Regions from separate parts of the Homo sapiens genome. Here region 2 is linked to region 1. A link is an interaction called in ENCODE POLR2A ChIA-PET data of the cell type or tissue named here. Cell type or tissue: K562. All regions are shown on one strand. Each heading gives the region's core, and the rest is flanking DNA. Links, peaks and the distances in the headings are about the cores only. Region 1 overlaps SELENOT (selenoprotein T). Region 2 overlaps LOC101928105 (a long non-coding RNA gene).

The links. Peaks named below come from ENCODE experiments on the same cell type or tissue, not always from the same donor. Only the 100,000 strongest peaks of a DNase experiment are listed, where the experiment ranks them.
Region 2: POLR2A ChIA-PET joins it to region 1 with 5 read pairs; 5 of 35 experiments call an interaction of 5 or more read pairs at or near these places.

What each region holds. Positions count from the first base shown.
Region 1 is chr3:150,611,342-150,621,406 of GRCh38, reverse strand. The region is part of intron 1 of SELENOT (selenoprotein T); the gene reads right to left. It also overlaps the pseudogene SAP30P1. Among named protein-coding and RNA genes, the nearest start is that of SELENOT, 13 kb to the right of the region's middle. In K562, for the core only: no CTCF peak of the experiment used is centred there; no DNase peak of the experiment used is centred there.
Region 2 is chr3:150,724,625-150,734,689 of GRCh38, reverse strand. It overlaps LOC101928105 (a long non-coding RNA gene), which reads left to right. Exons shown (of 3, transcript NR_121657.1): 3 at 1-219. Among named protein-coding and RNA genes, the nearest start is that of ERICH6, 26 kb to the right of the region's middle. RefSeq lists cis regulatory regions at 693-1,384, 4,633-5,025 and enhancers at 6,791-7,290, 8,535-9,034, 9,035-9,536. In K562, for the core only: a CTCF peak has its summit at 1,195; DNase peaks (open chromatin) are centred at 1,059, 4,849, 6,729, 7,649 and 1 weaker place.

The DNA of each region.
Region 1 (10,065 bases), core at 1,158-9,157:
GTCAATCAAGGAAAAAAAAAATGATAACCACTACTACCAAGCCAAAGGAACAGCATGGAGTTTCTATCTGACACGGTAAAATGGTAAAAAATGTTAGTAGATCTCAATTTAAGAAAACCTGTGTTTTTTGGGGGGGGTGTGAGGGAACGGTAAGTGAGAAATTCACCAGTCTTTCTTTACAGTGAATATTTCCTTTACATTTAGAATGAATGTCCCTTACAAGTCTAAATATTTCGCAAAGAGATACAAATCTCTATACTTAAGTGAACTTATGAATCTCCAAATACTATCCTTAACATCCACCTAATGTTTTATTATTACCATTGTTGTACTTTTTATTCTTTCTCACTACATGCTGGGCTTTTCTGAGTTCAAATTACTAATTTAATATAATTTCAAATTTACAGAAAAGTTGTAATATTAGTATAAAGATCTTACATAAACACTTCATCTAGATTCATCACATATTAATATTCTGCCACAATTGCTTTCTCTGCAAAAAAATGTATTAATCTTTTCTTTATACCAAAAAAGCAAAGGCAAATATAAAAAAATGTTTAATATTGCTTTTGTTTTACAAAAATAATCTAGATAACCTATAAGCCTAACTACCTTAAAACCAAGAAATGCCACCTGATATCAATGCCCAAGTTTGCACTGGTGTTTACAATGGAGTTGATTATCTAAAATAATTGTATCTTTCTAACTTTTAATGCAGTAATTTGAGAACTAGAGACTTGGTTAGTCAAAACTTGTATTTTATAGATGAACGGGGGAAAAATGAAACCCAGAGAGATAACGTGACTTTTCCGAAGTTATGCATCCAATGTATTATTTCACTCACTCAAATATTTACTGAACGCCTATTTATTACATGGTAAGCACTGTAGCAGGCAGTGAGTATTTAGTGGTGAGTAACACAGATACGGTCCTGTCCTCACTGAGTGCCAGGGATGGGACCAGAACACAGTCTTTGTGATTTGGGGTCCTAGGCCCTTTCCACTAGACCCCAAATTTAACAATTAGATGATTCAAGAGCTATCCTTCATATGTCCAGGAAGTAAGTTCCCTTTGTCCACAATGCCACCATCGGGTACCTATACAATTGGCCTCCTGGGTTTTTCCATGATGAAGATATAGAGATTCTTCTGAGAAGACCAAGCTTATGAGCCCCAAGAAGTCCCTTAAGGGAAACCCTAAGAGACTCAACTAGAGATGTGCATATGCGCAGGCTGAACTAACAGTCAGATTCCCCCTATAGTTACCCACTTTTCTGGCTAATGTGTTTAGAAGCATAAATCTACTTGGTTCATCAGGCCCTAAATCTTCAGTTAAGTCTTAGACCTTTGTGTGAAACTCCAAATAGAATTTAGCTAATAATCTGATTCCAAAAAGGACTTTAAAACTGAACTTTCCTTACTTCTGAAAAATAAAGCAGTTTATAAGATAGCCACATCATACTTTTAGACAAGTTTACTTATGCATATTCCTCCTTATATTTGCTTCCAGACTTGTGAAAACCAAGGAACCCTTTTTCCTATATAATTGCTTTCCCTAAAATAATTTTTCTGTTGTGAAGCAGCAATCACTACTGCTAACAGATGTCTTCCAAAATGTAACATACCAAGGTGGACAAATGTTAAAGGTATACATGGTAAAGAGCTAGTAACCATCACCTCTACCATCTCACCCATTTCTTTCAAATTATTCCACTCTTTTTGGGTCAATGAGTTAAAACTGCCTCTCTCAGTACACCTCCAAATAAGTATATGAACACACTAAAAATGCTGCATCAGCTGCCTATCCTTCTGCTCCGGACTAAATGTCCTCAGGAATTAAACCTAACTCCTGAAAAGAAATCTTTCTTTTTTTTGAGACAGTCTCACTCTGTTGCCCAGGCTAGCGTGCAGTGGCGCGATCTCGGCTCACTGCAAACTCCGCCTCCCGCATTCAAGCGATTCACCTGCCTCAGTCTCCTGAATAGCTGGGATTACAGGCGCCCGCCGCCGTGCCCAGCTAATTTTTTTTTTTGTATTTTTAGTAGAGATGGGGTTTCACCATGTTGGCGAGGCTGGTCTCGAATTCCTGACCTCATGATCCACCCGCCTCGGCTTCCCAAAGTGCTGGGATTACAGGCGTGAGCCACCATGCCTAGCCAAAAAGAAATCTTTTTTTTTTTTTTTTTTGAGACGGAGTCTCGCTCTGTCGCCCAGGCTGGAGTGCAGTGGCGCGATCTCGGCTCACTGCAAGCTCCGCCTCCCGGGTTCACGCCATTCTCCTGCCTCAGCTTCCCCAGTAGCTGAGACTACAGGCGCCCACCACCACACCCGGCTAAGAAATCTTAAGTTTAAGTGCTATCACTTTGCAAATCCCTTTCTAGTAACACAGATATACCTTACTATACGGAATCAACTGTTGCAATTGCTTGATTTAAAATATTTTGGAAACAGTACTTTTCTAAAAGAAGATCTTGCTTACATATTAGATGATCTATGCAGAACAGAAAGGAAATTTCGAAAATACAGCAAAATCTCTTGTCCATGCTATTTCAAATTGGTTTTGTGCTTTTTAAAGTCTATCATAGGCTGGGCATCGTGGCTCACATCTGTAATCCCAGCACTTTGGGAGGCTGAGGCAGGAGGTTCACTTGATCCCAGGAGTTCAAGACCAGCCTAGGCAATACAGTGAGACTCCATCTCTACAAAAAAAAAGAAAAAATTAGCCAGGTATGGTACCACGTATCTGAAGTACCAGCTACTGGGGAGGCTGAGGTGGGAGGATCATTTGAGTCTAAGAAGTCAAGGCTACAGAGAGCCGAGATCACACTACTGCATTCCAGCCTGGATGACAGAGCAGTATGTGTTCAGTGTCCTAATTCATAGTGCCAACCATTCCACTTTCACCTTCTCTATTACATTTGCTGCTAATTGGAGTCAAATGCCTACTTATATCAAACCTAGGCCCATCATAAACCCCAATCTCTCGCATCCTCATTAAAAGACAACATGAACAAGATCTCAGATATTTATTGTTACAAAATAAATACTTGTTTGTGGTTTTCTATTTTCACAATCTCTCCAATTCACTCTCTCGTTTGATTCACAATAGCCATCCACGCATAGCATTGGGTCCCATTTACACAACGAGGCCTAATTCCTTGTCATAGCTGATGTTCCAGAAATACAAACCTGTAACAAGAAGATCCAAACAGAGTTCCTTCTCTAGAAATGAAGAACTGGGATTTTAAAAAGTGACTATCGGCCAGTGCAGTGCTGTAATCCTAGCACTTTGGGAGGCTGAGGCGGGTGGATCACCTGAGGTCAGGAGTTTGAGACCAGCCTGGCCAACATGGTGAAACTCTGTCTCTACTAAAAATATAAAAATTAGCAGGGCATGGTGGCGCGTGCCTGTAGTCCCAGCTACTTGGGAGGCTGAGGCATGAGAATCACTTCAACCCAGGAGGCGGGGGTTGCAGTGAGCCAATACCGCACCACTGCACTCCTGCACTCCAGCACTCCAGCCTGGGAGACAGTGAGACTGTCAAAAACCAAACCAAACCAAACCAAACAAAAACAGTTGCAAACACTTTGAATGAAGATAAAAAGCGTGCTCAGTTTTTTTTTGTTTTTTTTTAAGTTGCATAAACAACACTACACAAGTAGTAGCTTATCAGGTTAAGGAACTATATTATATGAGACCAGGTGATTTCTCTTACAGCTGCAGCACTCTTAGAGCATTACAGTGTCTACCAGTGTAGAAATACACACAAAATGAGCCTAACGTGGCTTCTAAGACGTGGAGGGTCCTGGCTTCTTTATTGGGTTTATTCAAATGTCACCTGAAATCAATCTACAACCAACAGGTAAAAGTACAAGATAAACAGGAAATAAGCAATCCTTCTGCCTCAGTCTCCTCAATAACTGGTACTATAGGCATGTGCCACCATGCCCAGCTATTTTTAAATTTTTTGTTGAGATGAGATCTCACTATGTTGCCCAGGGTGGTTTCAAACTCCTGGCCTCAAGTGATCCTCCCGCTTCGGCCTCCCAAAGTGCTAGGATTATAGGCATGAGTTACCATGCCTTTCCTCAATTTGTTAAAACAAAAATTTTTTTTTAGCATTTCCATCATTACTAAATAAGAGAAAAGATTTAAGACTAGTTATAAGAAACACAGGTTGGCAAGAGATGAGAAAAAAAGGAACACAGACTGAGAGAAACAAATGCACTCTGAATATAATTTTCCTTACATATCCAGCCTGCTTCTCTTAAAACAGTCCTCCAACTCAGCTGTTATTTGCTTTTTCTATTACAACTGGGCTTACCACCACATGCCCATAGCTGCCTTTCAACTATTATAATAATTGGTATGCTGCTTTCTACCTATCCTTCCTCCAATCAGTTCAGCTGCCTGAGTGTAGATTCCATCATAGTATTCACCTGTGTAAAACCATTTCTCACTTTGGCTGGGTGCAGTGGCTTACGCCTGTAATCCCAGCACTTTGGGAGGCCAAGGCAGGAGGTGTATTGCTTGAGCTCAGGAGTTTGAAACCAGCCTGAGTAACACGGTAAAACCTCGTCTCTACAAGAAATACAAAAATTAGCTGGGCATGGTGGCATGCACCTGTAGTCCCAGCTACTTGAAAGTAGACATTCAAATAGCACTTGATTAATATTGACACAGGCCCACTTTATTTAAATGACAATGAATTTCTGACTTTTTAATGACTGCCATTCTAACTGGTGTGAGATGGTATCTCATTGTGGTTTTGATTTGCATTTCTCTGATGGCCAGTGATGGTAAGCATTTTTTCATGTGTTTTTTGGCTACATAAATGTCTTCTTTTGAGAAGTGTCTGTTCATGTCCTTTGCCCACTTTTTGATGGGGTTGTTTGTTTTTTTCTTGTAAATTTGTTTGAGTTCATTGTAGATTCTGGATATTAGCCCTTTGTCAGATGAGTAGGTTGTGAAAATTTTCTCCCATTTTGTAGGTTGCCTGTTCACTCTGATGGTAGTTTCTTTTGCTGTGCAGAAGCTCTTTAGTTTAATTAGATCCCATTTGTCAATTTTGGCTTTTGTTGCCATTGCTTTTGGTGTTTTAGACATGAAGTCCTTGCCCATGCCTATGTCCTGAATGGTAATGCCTAGGTTTTCTTCTAGGGTTTTTATGGTTTTAGGTCTAATGTTTAAGTCTTTAATCCATCTTGAATTGATTTTTGTATAAGGTGTAAGGAAGGGATCCAGTTTCAGCTTTCTACATATGGCTAGCCAATTTTCCCAGCACCATTTATTAAATAGGGAATCCTTTCCCCATTGCTTGTTTTTCTCAGGTTTGTCAAAGATCAGATAGTTGTAGATATGCGGCATCATTTCTGAGGGCTCTGTTCTGTTCCATTGATCTATATCTCTGTTTTGGTACCAGTACCATGCTGTTTTGGTTACTGTAGCCTTGTAGTATAGTTTGAAGTCAGGCAGTGTGATGCCTCCAGCTTTGTTCTTTTGGCTTAGGATTGACTTGGTGATGCGGGCTCTTTTTTGGTTCCATATGAACTTTAAAGTAGTTTTTTCCAATTCTGTGAAGAAAGGCATTGGTAGCTTGATGGGGATGGCATTGAATCTGTAAATTACCTTGGGCAGTATGGCCATTTTCACGATATTTATTCTTCCTACCCATGAGCATGGAATGTTCTTCCATTTGTTTGTATCCTCTTTTATTTCCTTGAGCAGTGGTTTGTAGTTCTCCTTGAAGAGGTTCTTCACATCCCTTGTAAGTTGGATTCCTAGGTATTTTATTCTCTTTGAAGCAATTGTGAATGGGAGTTCACTCATGATTTGGCTCTCTGTTTGTCTGTTGTTGGTGTATAGGAAATCTGAAACAACAGGTGCTGGAGAGGATGTGGAGAAATAAGAACACTTTTACACTGTTGGTGGGACTGTAAACTAGTTCAACCATTGTGGAAGTCAGTGTGGCGATTCCTCAGGGATCTAGAACTAGAAATACCATTTGACCCAGCCATCCCATTACTGGGTATATACCCAAAGGACTATAAATCATGCTGCTATAAAGACACATGCACACGTATGTTTATTGCGGCATTATTCACAATAGCAAAGACTTGGAACCAACCCAAATGTCCAACAATGATAGACTGGAGTAAGAAAATGTGGCACATATACACCTTGGAATACTATGCAGCCATAAAAAATGATGCATTCATGTCCTTTGTAGGGACATGGATGAAATTGGAAACCATCATTCTCAGTAAACTATTGCAAGAACAAAAAACCAAACACCGCATATTCTCACTCATAGGTGGGAATTGAACAATGAGATCACATGGACACAGGAAGGGGAACATCACACTCTGGGGACCATTGTGGGGTGGGGGGAGGGGGGAGGGATAGCATTGGGAGATATACCTAATGCTAGATGACGAGTTAGTGGGTGCAGCACACCAGCATGGCACATGTATACGTATGTAACTAACCTGCACAATGTGCACATGTACCCTAAAACTTAAAGTATAATAATAATAAAAAATAATAATAAATAAATAAATAAAATGACAATGAATTATAGAATCAATTTTAACAAATGTTTTATAGAAGTATTTATATGGTCTATATAATTTCAATTATTTTCCCACTTCAAGCCCTCTGTGAAACATCTCATAAATTCTAAATAAATAATATCTATTTCTTATAAAAATGATTTTAAAGTTCTTCCATCTTCTTACCTACTGGATTTTTGTTCTCTTACCTCTTTCCTATACCTATCAAGGTTCATCTTAATTACCCTGGCTTCTTTAAATATTCTTCCTAGCTGAACTAACCATGAAAGAGAAACCCTGGATCCTAGTTCTAGCTCTGTCACTAAATAAAAATCTTAGATAAACCTACAAAGTCTACTTTTCGTATTTTCATGTGTAAGATCCTTTCTAGCTCTAAATTCTACACTATTGCCTTCTAAAATCCTCCATTAAAAAAAAAAAAAACCCACCTCCATTTCTAGTCACATCTGACCTGCTTTTCCAATCAAGAAACCTCAGGTATATTTATTTTGACTAACATTTTAAATCTGACAAGCTAATCTGTAGCTTCTAAGAATTACTAATAGGAAGGATGTGCCTCACTTGAGCTTCCTCTCACTAGTCATCCCCTACCTGCCTCCATTCACAGCTCCTAAGAATCTCCAACAGAATAGCCAGCTAACTTGAATAAAAGTTTTATGTATCCATTTTCTTTGTACTTGTTAGCATTTTCATTTTATAATGTTTATTATAACAGCGTCTATAAGCCCAGTTTATCTTTTTCTGGCACTGTGGTGCCACTACTCAAAACTGTTCAATAGCACCTTACCTTCTCTTGATCCCAAAGCCTTGGATTAAAAAAAAAAATAAACCTAAAATGTACTGTCTCTTGATGAATGTGCTTTCTCCTGCATGTGCTTTCTCCTGTGGCCAGGGTGGCTTCACTACCACTTATCTTTTGCATCTTGTACAAAACCAGTAACATATCTATCTCTACCTGTAACTACTGCCAGTCTTCAAGAGCAGAAGAGCTATCTTGCAAAGATCCTCTCTCCAAAAAACCTGTGAATCAATCAAGTGGCCAACACACCATGTGTTGAGAATCTTAGGGAACCTAATGAGATGAATGCACCGTCATGTTAATTAACCTGAACCTCTCAATCATCTCTGGGTCTTTTTCTCTAAAAAAAAAAAAAAAAAAAAAAAAAAAAGTTCCCATCTTCTGCATAATTTAGTGAAGAGAATGTCCCTAAAGTATTTAACCTTTGCTGCATCAGATTTTACAATTATCTTCCTTTATTCACTTTTGTGCAACTGCAATTTATATCACATAACACTCCACGAAACAAATCAAAAAATGTATTAAGATGTTTGTACTACGTCCACTCATATTTTTTTTCAGAAAACTACCTTAAGACTAGTAAGTTATTACTAGGCAATGCTTTCCACATATAACAAAGAAACATGCTTTAACAGTGATTTAAAATTTTAACAAGTATGTTGTGCTATGTATGGTTTGAATATGTCCTACAAAAAGCATAGGATGAAAATAATCCTAATGCAACACTGTTGGGAGGCAGGGTCTAATGGGAGGTGAGGCTGCAAGTTCAATCACCTGCTTTCGCTTGCCCTCTCTTTGACCTTCCACCATGAGCTGACTCAGCAAGAAGGCCCTCACCAAATGCCAGCACCTTGACAGTGGACTTCCCAGCCTCCAGAACTATGAGAAAGAAATTTTTCTTTATAAATTACCTTGTCTGTGATATTCTATTATAGCAACACCAAACTATGACAGTTTTTTATGTCTAATTCTGCTCAAAAATCTTTAAATCTTTCGGACTCTTTCATCTTCAAGAAGGTACAGTAAAAATGTGAATAGTGCCAAGAACTCTAACTTAGATATTGAAAAATAGATAAGCTGGAGTTTGTGTGTGGGGAAGGATTCTGTCTAGTCACAATCTTAATGAGAAATATAAAGTATCTTTTAAAAACTCTGCTTCAGAAACATGACTTTTTGGTTTTAGACAATATGTCTAATTAAAAGAATAAAAGCTAAAACAAAATGAACTTTGGAAGTTAGTGCAGAATATAACAAAAGTGGCTTTTTAACTATGGGCAAAATAAGAAGATGGATAAAATAGGCTTACCAGCAGTTTCAACTCTTATTTCTGTTCTGACTCACCAACAGGGGAAACATTAAGATTTATCAGATACTTATGTCCTTGAACAAACTAGCTAGCTAGCTATATTCTTATTAAACCCTCAAGACAATCCTGTGAAGTTCTATCATGCCCACTTTATAATTGAGCAAATAGACTCAGATAGGTTAACTTGTTTTAGTCATATAACTAATAGGTGGCAGATCCAGAATATGAACGAAATTATGTGATACCACCCAAATTACATGACACCAAAATCTAATTATCCTCAAAGGATATGTCTTAACATTAGAAAGAATGACCAACATTAAAAATATATATATATAGCCGGGCATGGTGGCTCACACCTGTAATCCCAGCACTTTGGGAGGCCGAGGAGGGCCAATCACTTAGGGTCAGGAGTTTGAGACCAGCCTGATAAACATGCCGAAACCCTGTCTCTACTAAAAATACAAAAATTAGCTGGGTGCGGTGGCGGGCGCCTGTAATCCCAGCTACTCAGGAGACTGAGGCAGGAGAATAGCTTGAGCCGGGAGGCGGAGGTTACGGTGAGCCAAGATTGCGCCACCGCACTCCAGCCTGGGCGACAGAGCGAGATTCTGTCTCAAAAAAAAAAAAAGCTGAAGACCCCATGTAACAGTGAGCTGGGTCTCCATTCCAGGAGACGCTCGACTCTGAGTCCCGGCCCTCGGCACTGTCCACTGTTTCGGCGCCAGCAGCAGCAGGCCCAGTTGGTGTTCTGCCATGCAGCTAACTTGGTGTGCAGAGTGAACTGCCGCCGACGGAGCGGCCAGGAGAGTGGGGATTTCTGTCAGCGCCGGTACCCCGGAGCTCGGAGACATGAACGGCTTCACGCCTGGGCAGTGGGGAGGCGGCAGCCGCAGTGGCCGCTGTGGTCGCCAGTGCCTCGTCCGGGAAATCGGGGCTGAGGGGCCGGGCGCAGGGGCGGTCTCAGCGGCTGGGCCCCTGGGGGCGGCCAGGCCGGGCTCCTGGCAACTGTGCTGCCTGCGGAGGATGGTGAGCGGTGCGGTCGGGCAGCAGGCAACGCCAGCTTCAGCAAGAGGATCCAGAAGAGCATATCCCAGAAGGTGAAGATCGAGCTGGATAAGAGCGCAGGCATCTTTACATATGTGATTATCATAAAAACTTAATTCAGAGTATTCGAAACAGAAGAAAGAGAAAAGGGAGTGATGATGATGGAGGTGATTCACCTGTTCAAGATTTCGATACCCCAGAGGTTGATTTATACCAATTACAAGTAAATACACTTAGGAGATACAAAAGACACTTAAAGCCACCAACCAGACCAGGACTTAATAAAGCACAACTTGTTGAGATAGTTGGTTGCCACTTTAGGTCTATTCCAGTGAGTGAAA
Region 2 (10,065 bases), core at 961-8,960, 110 kb before region 1:
CCTGAGTCCTAGAACTGCAGTGGCTTCTGCTGACAATGTGAGGAGTAGCTGCCCTGTCCAGAGTGTGGCCCCGCACGCTGCCCCCTCCCCTGGAGGGACTGAAGAGAACAGCTTGGAGCATGCCCTTCCCTTTCCCTTATCTCGCCCACTATGCTAATGCTGCTCATCCCTCAAGATCCGAGTTATTCCTCCTCAATTCAATACACACCAATCAACTGCCCTGTGCTTGGTCCTGTACTTTATATCCTTGATATGGTTTAATTTTCAAAACAAAACACCTTGAGGTGGGTATTATCACTCCCATTAACAAACAAGAAGGTGGGGGCTCAGAGAGGCTAAGTAACTTGCCCAAAGTCACACAGCTTGTAAGCAGTGAAAATGGGATTTACACTCAGGAATGTAGCCCTTCCAACAGCCCTGCTGCCTGCAAAAGTGACTCAGATATGGACTTTACAGTCTAGCAGAAGTCTGAAAGCATCAAACAAAGAGGCAACTTACAGTAGCATGAAATATGCAACCACAACTACATCAACTATGTTTGCAAAGCAAGTTAAGACAAGGACGTACAAATTGCTATGGAGTTCAAAAGAGGATTGGAAAAGGCTTCCGGGAGAAAGCAGCGCGTGCATTGGGCCTTGGGTGTTGGGTAGGTTTTTGCAAGGCTGAGGTAGTTAGGAGGATGTGCCAAGAGATCAGCCTCTCCTGGATCAAGACCAAACCACTCAATGCCTAAGTCCAGCCTTGTCCACCTCCCATCCACTTCTCAGGGCTATTCTTCTCTCACACTTCCTTTGTTCCCGCGTTCCTGACACCCACACAAGGTCAGACACGTAGAACGTGCCGAGTGAATATCAAAGTTCAGCAGTGTCTTGTCTGGTCCCTAATTCTAATCTATCCTTTAACCCATCCTCATACTAGCTAAATTTCAGGACGAACCCTGTCCACAATAAAAACTACTTCTTCTAGAGAATTTGCCCTGCCCATAGTTCCTGGAACACCCCATGCAAACCCCCCACTAATTCACACACCCACAAACTTGTAATGCAGGCCACAGCTGATAAGACCTTACCCAGGCCAGCGGTTCATTGGCTGAGCAGCCACCAGTCAGATTCTCTTGAGAGAGTCAAAGACAGTCAGTGGTGTGCACCAGAGTCACACAGCCCTGGAAAGTCAGCACACTAGCAAAGGAAAAGCCTTGATAGCAAGAGGCCCCTAGGGGTGGAGGGAGCAGCCACTGCCGCCCACCCTGCCAGGTCCTAATCCCTCCCCAGGGAGCCCAGAAACACTCCATTTCCTGCTTTGAGGCATCTTGGAGACAGCCTGCTGTGCCTTCACAATTAATTCTTCTTATCACTTTTTTTTTCAATTTTAGACCATATTTATTCACTCCCACCACCAAAATTGAAGAAAGTAACACACAAAGTTTCTCCCTCCTTCTAATTTTGCTTAATTTTATGATTATTGCTGTCAAGATGTATAACTTTTTTTTTTTTTTTGAGATGGAGTCTCTCTCTGTTGCCCAGGCTGGGGTGCAGTGGTGCCATCTTAGCTCACTGCAACCTCCGCCTCCCGGGTTCAAGCGATTCTCCTGCCTCAGCCTCCGAGTAGCTGGAATTACAGGCACCTGCCACCATGCCCGGCTAATTTTTGTATTTTTAGTAAATACAGGGTTTCACCATGTTGGCCAGGGTGATCTTGAACTCCTGACCTCAAGCAATCCACCCGCCTCAGCCTCCCAAACTGCTGAGATTACAGGCGTGAACCACTGCACCCAGCCAAGATGTATAACTTTTAAAAAAACATTTTATTAGTAAATTTTCAAAAGGAAGGAGAATAATATAACGAATTCGATGTGTTATCACCAACTTCAACCATTATCAACTCTTGGCCAGCTGTCCTGCATCTATACCCTCACCTACATCCACGTGTGGATTTCTTTGAATCAAATCCCAGGCATCATATCATTTCATCTGTATATGTTTCAGTATAGAATATCTAAAGATTAGGACTTTGAAACATACTCACAATACTGTTTTTATATCTATAAAAATTATAAATTTTAATATAATCAAATATCCAGTCAGAGGTCACATTTCTCTGGTTGATATACAGTCTGTTTGAACTGGGATACATATATAAGATCCTTACATTGCTACTGATAAAATGCTTATGTCTTTTTTAATCTACAGATTCTCCCTCCATCTCTTCTCCTTTCTTGAAGTTATTTATTGAAAAACCCAGGGTTCCTATAGCAGAGTTTCCTATAGTCTCATTGCAACCCCAGAATATCATTTTATCAGATTCAGATTTGATTTTTCTTTTTATAAGACTGCTTCAAACCAACCAGGGAACTGTTGGGGAGGAAAAAAAAGAAGACTGCTTCATAGGTGATGGTAGTGATGTGTATGTCTATAACACAAAGGACAATGGCTGTTGCTCTCTTCCTCTAACTCTGTCTGTCTCTTTTAGTGATATTATCGGCCATTGATGGCTCATATTCACTTGTGAGGCATTACAGAATGATCTTTCAAATCATTCCTTTTTTATGAACTGGAAAACTTCTATAGTGACAAACTTCCTCTTTTCAACTATTGGTTTACCGTAAGGTACATTTTACAAGGGAAAGATAACATAAATGCCTGATTATTTTCCTTTATCAGTTTTCAAAACAATGAGGTAGTTTTCTAGCATCCTCCAAAAATAAAACCAATGAAGTAACATTTTAAAAATATATCAGGCAGGCCAGGCATGGTGGCTCATGCCTGTAATCCCAGCACTTTGGGAGGCCAAGGCAGGCAGATCATCTGAGGTCAGGAGTTCGAGACCAGCCTGGCCAAAATGGTGAAACCTCGTCTCCACTAAAAATACAAAAGTTAGCCAGGTGTGGTGGTGCATGCCTGTAGTCCCAGCTACTTGGGAGGCTGAGGCAGGAGAATCATTTGAACCTGGGAGACAGAGGTTGCAGTGAGCCGAGATCACACCACTGCACTCCAGCCTGGATGACAGAGCAAGACCCTGTCTCAAAAACTAAAAATCATTATGTCTCTTAAAAAAAAGAATATCATTATGAATTCATGGATTTTAACTTTTTTATGTATTTCAATTCATTGCCATTATTATCCTTGTTGATACTCATATCATTCCATCTTGGCCTGACAAATGCATATTCAGCTTGGTTCCTGAGTGCTTTTGACATGATCACAAATAGCCTCTGATGTTCCAGGCTCATCTTGTTCTTTTCCTGCACTCAACATGTAATCAACGATGTCTTCAAGGAACCTTGATTTCTTTAGTGTGAAACAATGATTCAAGACCACAGTCTAGGCAGTAGGAGCCCCCGTTATTCAAACTTGAGCCAGTTTGAATGGATTTTCTACCCTGGAGCTGAATAGATGTTGACTAGAATTCTCAATGTTTCCACCAAAATAAGTTATGAAAGAAGCAAATCTGGTCACACAAATCTAATTTAAAATCTTCCCTTTTTTAGACAAGAGTGTCAAGATAATTCAATGGAGAAAGAATAATTGTTTCAACAAATGGGACAACTGGATATTCACATGCAAAAGAATGAAGTTGGATCCCTGCCTCATGCATGTGTGTGTGTGTGTATATATATATAAAAATTTACATGACAGACAGACACTGTCCTTTGTGTTATAGATGTACCCATCACCACCATCAACTATGAAGCCATCAGGGTTTTTTCCCCAATAGTTCCCTGGTTGGTTTGAAGCAGTCTTGTAAAAAGGAAAATCAAATCTGAATCTGAGCAGATTATATTCTTGGGCTGCAATGAGACTATAGGAAACTCTGCTATGGGGAACCTGGGTTCTTCAATAAATAATTTCAAGAAAGCAAAAGAGATAGAAGGAGAATCTATAGATTAAAAGAGACATAAGCATTTCATCAGAGGCAATGTAAGAATGTTTCTATTATATATTACATATTATATATTCATTCATTTATCCAACACACATATATACATACTGCTTCCCTACACTATGCCAGGTACTGTTCCATACACAAAGGATCCAGCAAAATGTACAAAAACTCTAGCCCTTGGCTGGGCATGGTGGCTCATACCTGTAATCACAGCATTCTGGCAGGCCAAGGCTGGCAGGTCACTTGAAGCCAGGAGTTTGAGACCAGACTGGCCAACATGGTGAAACCCAGTCTCAACTAAAACTACAAAAAAAAATTAGCCAAGCGTGGTGGTACAAGCCTGTAGTCCCAGCTACTCAGGAGGCTGAGGCACAAGAATTGCTTGAACCCAGGAGGTGGAGGTTGCAATGAGCTGAGATTTCACCACTGCAACTCCAGCCTGGGTGACAGAGTGAGACCCTGTCTTCAAAACAAAATAAAACAAACAAGCAAAAAACCTCTAGCCTTTGTGTTGCTTACATTGTCATGGAGAGAAGAAGGCAATAAACAAAATATATGCAAAGATTTTATACAGTATAATACATTGAAGATAGTCAATGCTATGGAGAAAAATAAAGCAGGTAGAAGGGATGGTCAGTAGGGGAGTAGGGGAGAGGAGGGATCGCAGTTATAAACAGAGTGATATTTGAGCAAATGCTTGACGGAGGTGAGGGAATGAAACATGCAGCTAATTGGAGGAAAAACATTCTAGGCAGGGGAAATAACAAGTCCAAAGGCCCTGAGGTGTGCATGTCTCGTGTGTTCAAGGAATATCCAGGGAGCGGAGTCCGGGGAAGGAAAGTAGGAGCTGAGGTGAGAAAGTGCGAGGAGAGAAAAACTTTGCTATTTTATTGGAGCAGAGCACAGCGGCGTGTTCATGTCTAAAAAGAGTAGAAATTATTCTGGATGGTGACTCCACAAGGGGAACATATGCAGCTTGCCTGGTTTCAAGATAAGGGCCATAATCAGTGGCACACAGGAGCCGGCACATACCAACTTGCAACAGTCAAATGTTTAGGAATCTTGAGAGCCAGTTGATAAACACAGCTATTATTAAAAATTAAATTCTAGATTTATAATTAAATAAGTTATATTTAACAGTATTATATTTAACAGTATATATTTAACAGTAGCAGTATTTAGTACTTAGAAAGTGGCAAAAGCAACAAATTGGGGCTTGATTTATTAGTTGTTGTCTAGACTTAAGAAAATGATGACGAAAATGTTAATAATAGAGCTTTAACTTAGAATTATGTCATACTTGGAACCATTACATTGCAAATAGAAAAAAAAGTTGAAGAAATATTTTTCTAGCAGTCAAAAACTACTGCCCAAATCAATAAAGAAGTCACTCACATCATTGATGACACTGATGAACCAGTGAAATTTTGACAAACATCTGAAAGTTAAGGCTTCTTCATTTTAATCTTACTGGTACCAACCAGCATTTATGTCATAATTGCTTGTTTGTCAATATCAACCACAGGTTGGCATACAATATATGCCAAGGGTTCAGCAAAATACAAGGTTCAGATACAACGGTTCAGCAAAAAGCAATGAAAACATTCTGAGGGAATCAATAAGCTATATGGAATTTACAGTTTAGAATACTGTATAATTTCTTATTATTTGTACATTGGGTGCTACAATTCCTTTATATCAGTAAGATTTATCTGACACTTGCATGTGTTAAAAAAAAATTTAATTTCTGGAGCACCAGTTGTTAAACATTTACCAGCACACCTCTGGCTACAATCTGATCAAATCCAATTTTACACATCTTAGAGCCCAGACAGATAGAGGAGAGAGAGGCCTCTCAAGGCAACGAAGCAATTAAAAGGAATGGAGTTACTTCAAAATCATTCTGCTCTAGAATTTGGAGTTGGCCACGCTGGAGACCAAGAATTCCTTTGTGTTTATATTTATGATACCTTCTATTTACAGTAGGTGATTCTAGCTCTCCATTTATGGTAGTGATACAGTTTCCTTTTCAAGTAAACTTGTTTAAAGTACCAAAAAAGACAATTTCGAGAAAAATGTTAAGTAAATGATAAACAGGAAATACACAGAAGTGACAAAAATTCAAATGATGACCTGCAGTATCTCCACTGGGAAACACTAGCTCAATGATTAAGAACTCAGGCTGGCTAGGCACGGTGGCTCACGCCTGTAATCCCAACACTTTGGGAGGCAGAGGTGGGCAGATCACTTGAGGTCAGGAGTTTGAGACCAGCCTGACCAACATGGCAAAACCCCATCTCTACTAAAAATACAAAAATTAGCTGGGCGTGGTGGCAGGCACCTGTAATCCCAGCTACCCAGGACGCTGAGGCAGGAGAATTGCTTGAACCCAGGAGGCGGAGGTTGCAGTGAGCCGAGAACATGCCACTGTACTCCAGCCTGGGCGACAGAGCAAGACTTCCCCTCAAAAAATAAAAGAACTCAGGCTTTCAAGCCATATCTGGGCTCAAATTCAGACACTTCTAATTACCGCTACCTTTGTGAATTCATTGGCCTCAGCGTCCTTGTCCATAAAACAGGCACGCTGCCAACTCCACAGGGTTGCAATGAGTTGTGAGATCCAGGGAAGCCCAGGGCCTGGCACAAATGGGAGCTGACAAAAGAGGGGCTCCAGGGAGAAGCCTCATCTGGGGCCTGGCCTCCTCAGCCCAAAACAGGCAATGCCTTCAACTTTCTCTCTGACGTGTATAAAATGTGAATGTTCACAAGCACACACACGCAACAGCAGCACACACTGTTCCCTGACTCAGCGTTCTCCCCTAAGGCCCTAAGTGCTTCCCTCTCCTATCTGCTGGAGCAGCAGGTTCTTAGGGGTTCCTTAAACCTCAACAGAGCCCTCAGTGACAAGTCCCTGGTTCTGCTGGACACTCTGGTTATAAAGAGGAAAAGACTTCTGCCCTGCCCCAGAGAGCTTTTCCCAGCTAGTGCGGGAGACTGGTAAACAGAGTAGAGCTGGTAAACAGAGTACCTGATGATGACCACGGGAATGGCGTGGTCCCCTAGGTCTCCCTGCAGAGCTCCCGTTGCTCTTCTCTGTTAGTCTTTTTTTTTTCGGGGCGGGGGGGTGATGAAGCCTTGCTCTTGTCGCCCACGCTGGAGTGCAGTGGCATTAGCTCACTGCAACCTCCGCCTCCTGGGTTCAAGTGATTCTCCTGCCTCAGCTTCCCTAGTAGCTGGGATTACAGGTGCCTGCGACAACGCCTGGCTAATTTTTGTATTTTTAGTACAGACGAGGTCTCACCATGTTGGCCAGGCTGGTCTCGAACTCCTGACCTCATGTGATCCACCCACCTCGGCCTCCAAAAGAGCTGGGATTTCGGGCATGAGCCACCGTGCCCGGCCTCTGTAAGGCTCTTTTGTTTGCAAGGAATGGCAACTCGGTCAAGGCCTCAAGTGAAAGGCCTCTATTGTAATAACAATACTGCAGCCAACACTGGCGACATTTGTGCTAGAGAGGCTGCAGTGGCTCCTAGATCCCTGCTCCATGCCTCACCAACTGCTCTGGGCCTGGCAGGCTGACCACTGCGTTTTGTAACCACCTAACAGCCTCATCCTTTGGCCTCCAATCAGATTGGCCTTTGGGTATCATGGGCAGGAGATCAGAGTTAGGGAGAAGTCTTAAGAGTATGCATGCTTTCCACTCCTGCCCTGTAGGGCCAGGTTGGCCCAGCTGCACTCTTGTCCAGACCCCCACAGTTCCTGCCCTGTCACCCTGTTTTGAGGCTGCTGGGTGTCTGATAACTACTTCCTCCCTTCGCCTCATCAGGCCTAGGAGTACTAAAGACTTCTCAGCCAGTTATAGCCCATGGTGTTCCACCATCCTTTGTCCCTTCATCTGACCTATACTTTTGTAAATAGTCTCTCAGCCTCTCCTCAGTTACCCAATTTGGGTGTCCTGCCCAGACCCAGACCGCTACCTGCTTACTGAGTACTTCATATGCACCAGCAGGCCCTTCTCCACATCTTATGCCCATTAACTCATTCAAGCATCAAAACAACCCTATGAAGCAGACACCAGTAACAGCCCAGTTTACAAGTGAGGAACCTGAGAAAGAGTGCTCAGTTACTTACTCAAGTTTACATGGTGGGAAGTAGCATGGCCAGGCAGTGTCTCTGCTGACGCTACTCCGTGTTAGGATATGTACAGGAATAGGAAAGTGCGTGTCTATTTTCACTTCCTGGAGCACAGGACCAGCCACACCAGCAGGTTTCTGGCACTCTGGAGTGTAGTTCAGAAATGGAAATCTCACCAGGCCCCACTGGGGTCTGAAGCCTCACTATCTCCTAGCCGCTGGTGTTGGCACATCGGTGTTACTCAGCCACATTCAGTCTGCTTCTCCTGCTGCCAGCACCCTGCTTCTCTCTGCTCTCCTCCAATCCTCACTACTTCTGCCTAGCATCTTCTCTGTGTATCCTTTGATTTCTACTCCTTACCAACTACTGCCAAAGAGGGGACCACTTGATTCGGACAGCCACTAGTCGACTTTAAAAGTCACTGGTCTCAGCAGGGTGCAGTGGCTCCCACCTGTCATCCCAACATTTTGGGAGGCTGAGGCAGGGATCACTTGAGGCCAGGAGTTCAAGACCAGCCTGGGCAATATAGCGAGACCCTGTCTCTACAAAACAAAAGTAACTGGGCATAGTGGTGTGTGCCTATAGTCCCAGCTACTCAGGAGGTGGAAGGATCACTGTGTCCAGGAGTCCAAGGCTGCGGTGAGCTATGATCATGCCACTGAACTTCCAGCCTGGGTGACAGAGCAAGAACCTGTCTCTAAAAAAAAAAAAAAATTAATTAATTAATTAATAAATATTTAAAAAGTCACTGTCTTTTCCCTGAGTCAGGAGATGCATGGTTACCCGACGAGATATAGGGGTCAATGGGAGGGAAGACACCAGCAGACCCACACAGGATTGTTTCATGGCAAAGTAAACAGAGACACACACGAGCAGGAGATTGCACAGCCTGCTCCCAGGCAAAGGTAGACACATTCTTCTAGTGGGTGGGGAAGTGGATACACCCTCCCAGCCCCTTCCGGCTGTGCTGGAAGCTCTGGCTGCTTGCTGGCTCGCCCCAGTGGCAAGAAGCTGATGCAAAACAACCCTTGCACATTACCATGAGACTAGGCGAGGCGAGACTCAGTTTCCCAGGAGCACCCCAGCAGACTGGGGCCTCAGGCCTACCCCAAGTCCATTCCTGCAGGTGTCCACTGGCCAGCAGTCATGGCGACAATGAGAGGGCCACCTAGTGCAGAAATACAGACCAGGCCATCAACGCAAAAGAAGCCAGTGAGGGCCCGTTCGCTGACCTCTCGGAGTGTAGCAGGCACCCAGGTCTTGACAGACTCCTCTATAGCACATTCCTAAGGCACCCTCCGCTCCAGTCTCCCTGAACTTCCCACAGTTCACAAACATACCGAGTTCTTTCACGACTCTGTGTCTCTGCCCAGACTAGTCTCTCAGCCCAGAAGGTCTTTTCCCACCTTGTTCCTGTAAACTACTTCCTGTTCATCCTTTAAAAGACGCTCCTGAGAAAACCTCCTCAGATACCCCAAGCCAGATCAGCTGTCCTGTCTCCTGTGTTCTTCCTTCCTGGTTCTCTGGAACAGCATTCACCTTGTGATACACTGACTTTTTTTTTTTTTAAGCTGTCTGTTCTCTCTCTCTCTTAAACCAAGAACTCCTCAAGAGCAAGGCCTGTGACTGATTCCGTTTTATATTTTAGGGCCCTTTCCCAGACCAGGAGCACACTAGATGTTCCCCAGGCAAGTATTAAAGAACTGAATAGATGAAGAGCAAGGAACATCATCAAAAAACAGCAAATAGGGTGGTGACTGTTGTTTCCCCAAAGCAAGCAGAGCCTGAGACAAAGCTTATATGAAGTTTATTTAGGAAATGCTGGGCATGGTGGCTCTCACCTGTAATCCCAGCACTTTCAGAGGCCAAGGTGGGCAGATCACCTGAGGTCAGGAGCTCGAGACCAGCCTGGCAAAGTTATACACATTCTTATGGTGTATACTACATGGTGAAACCCCCATCTCTACTAAAAATACAAAAATTAGCCAGGCGAGGTGACATGTGCCTGTAATCCCAGCTACTCAGGAGGCTGAGGCAGGAGAATCGCTT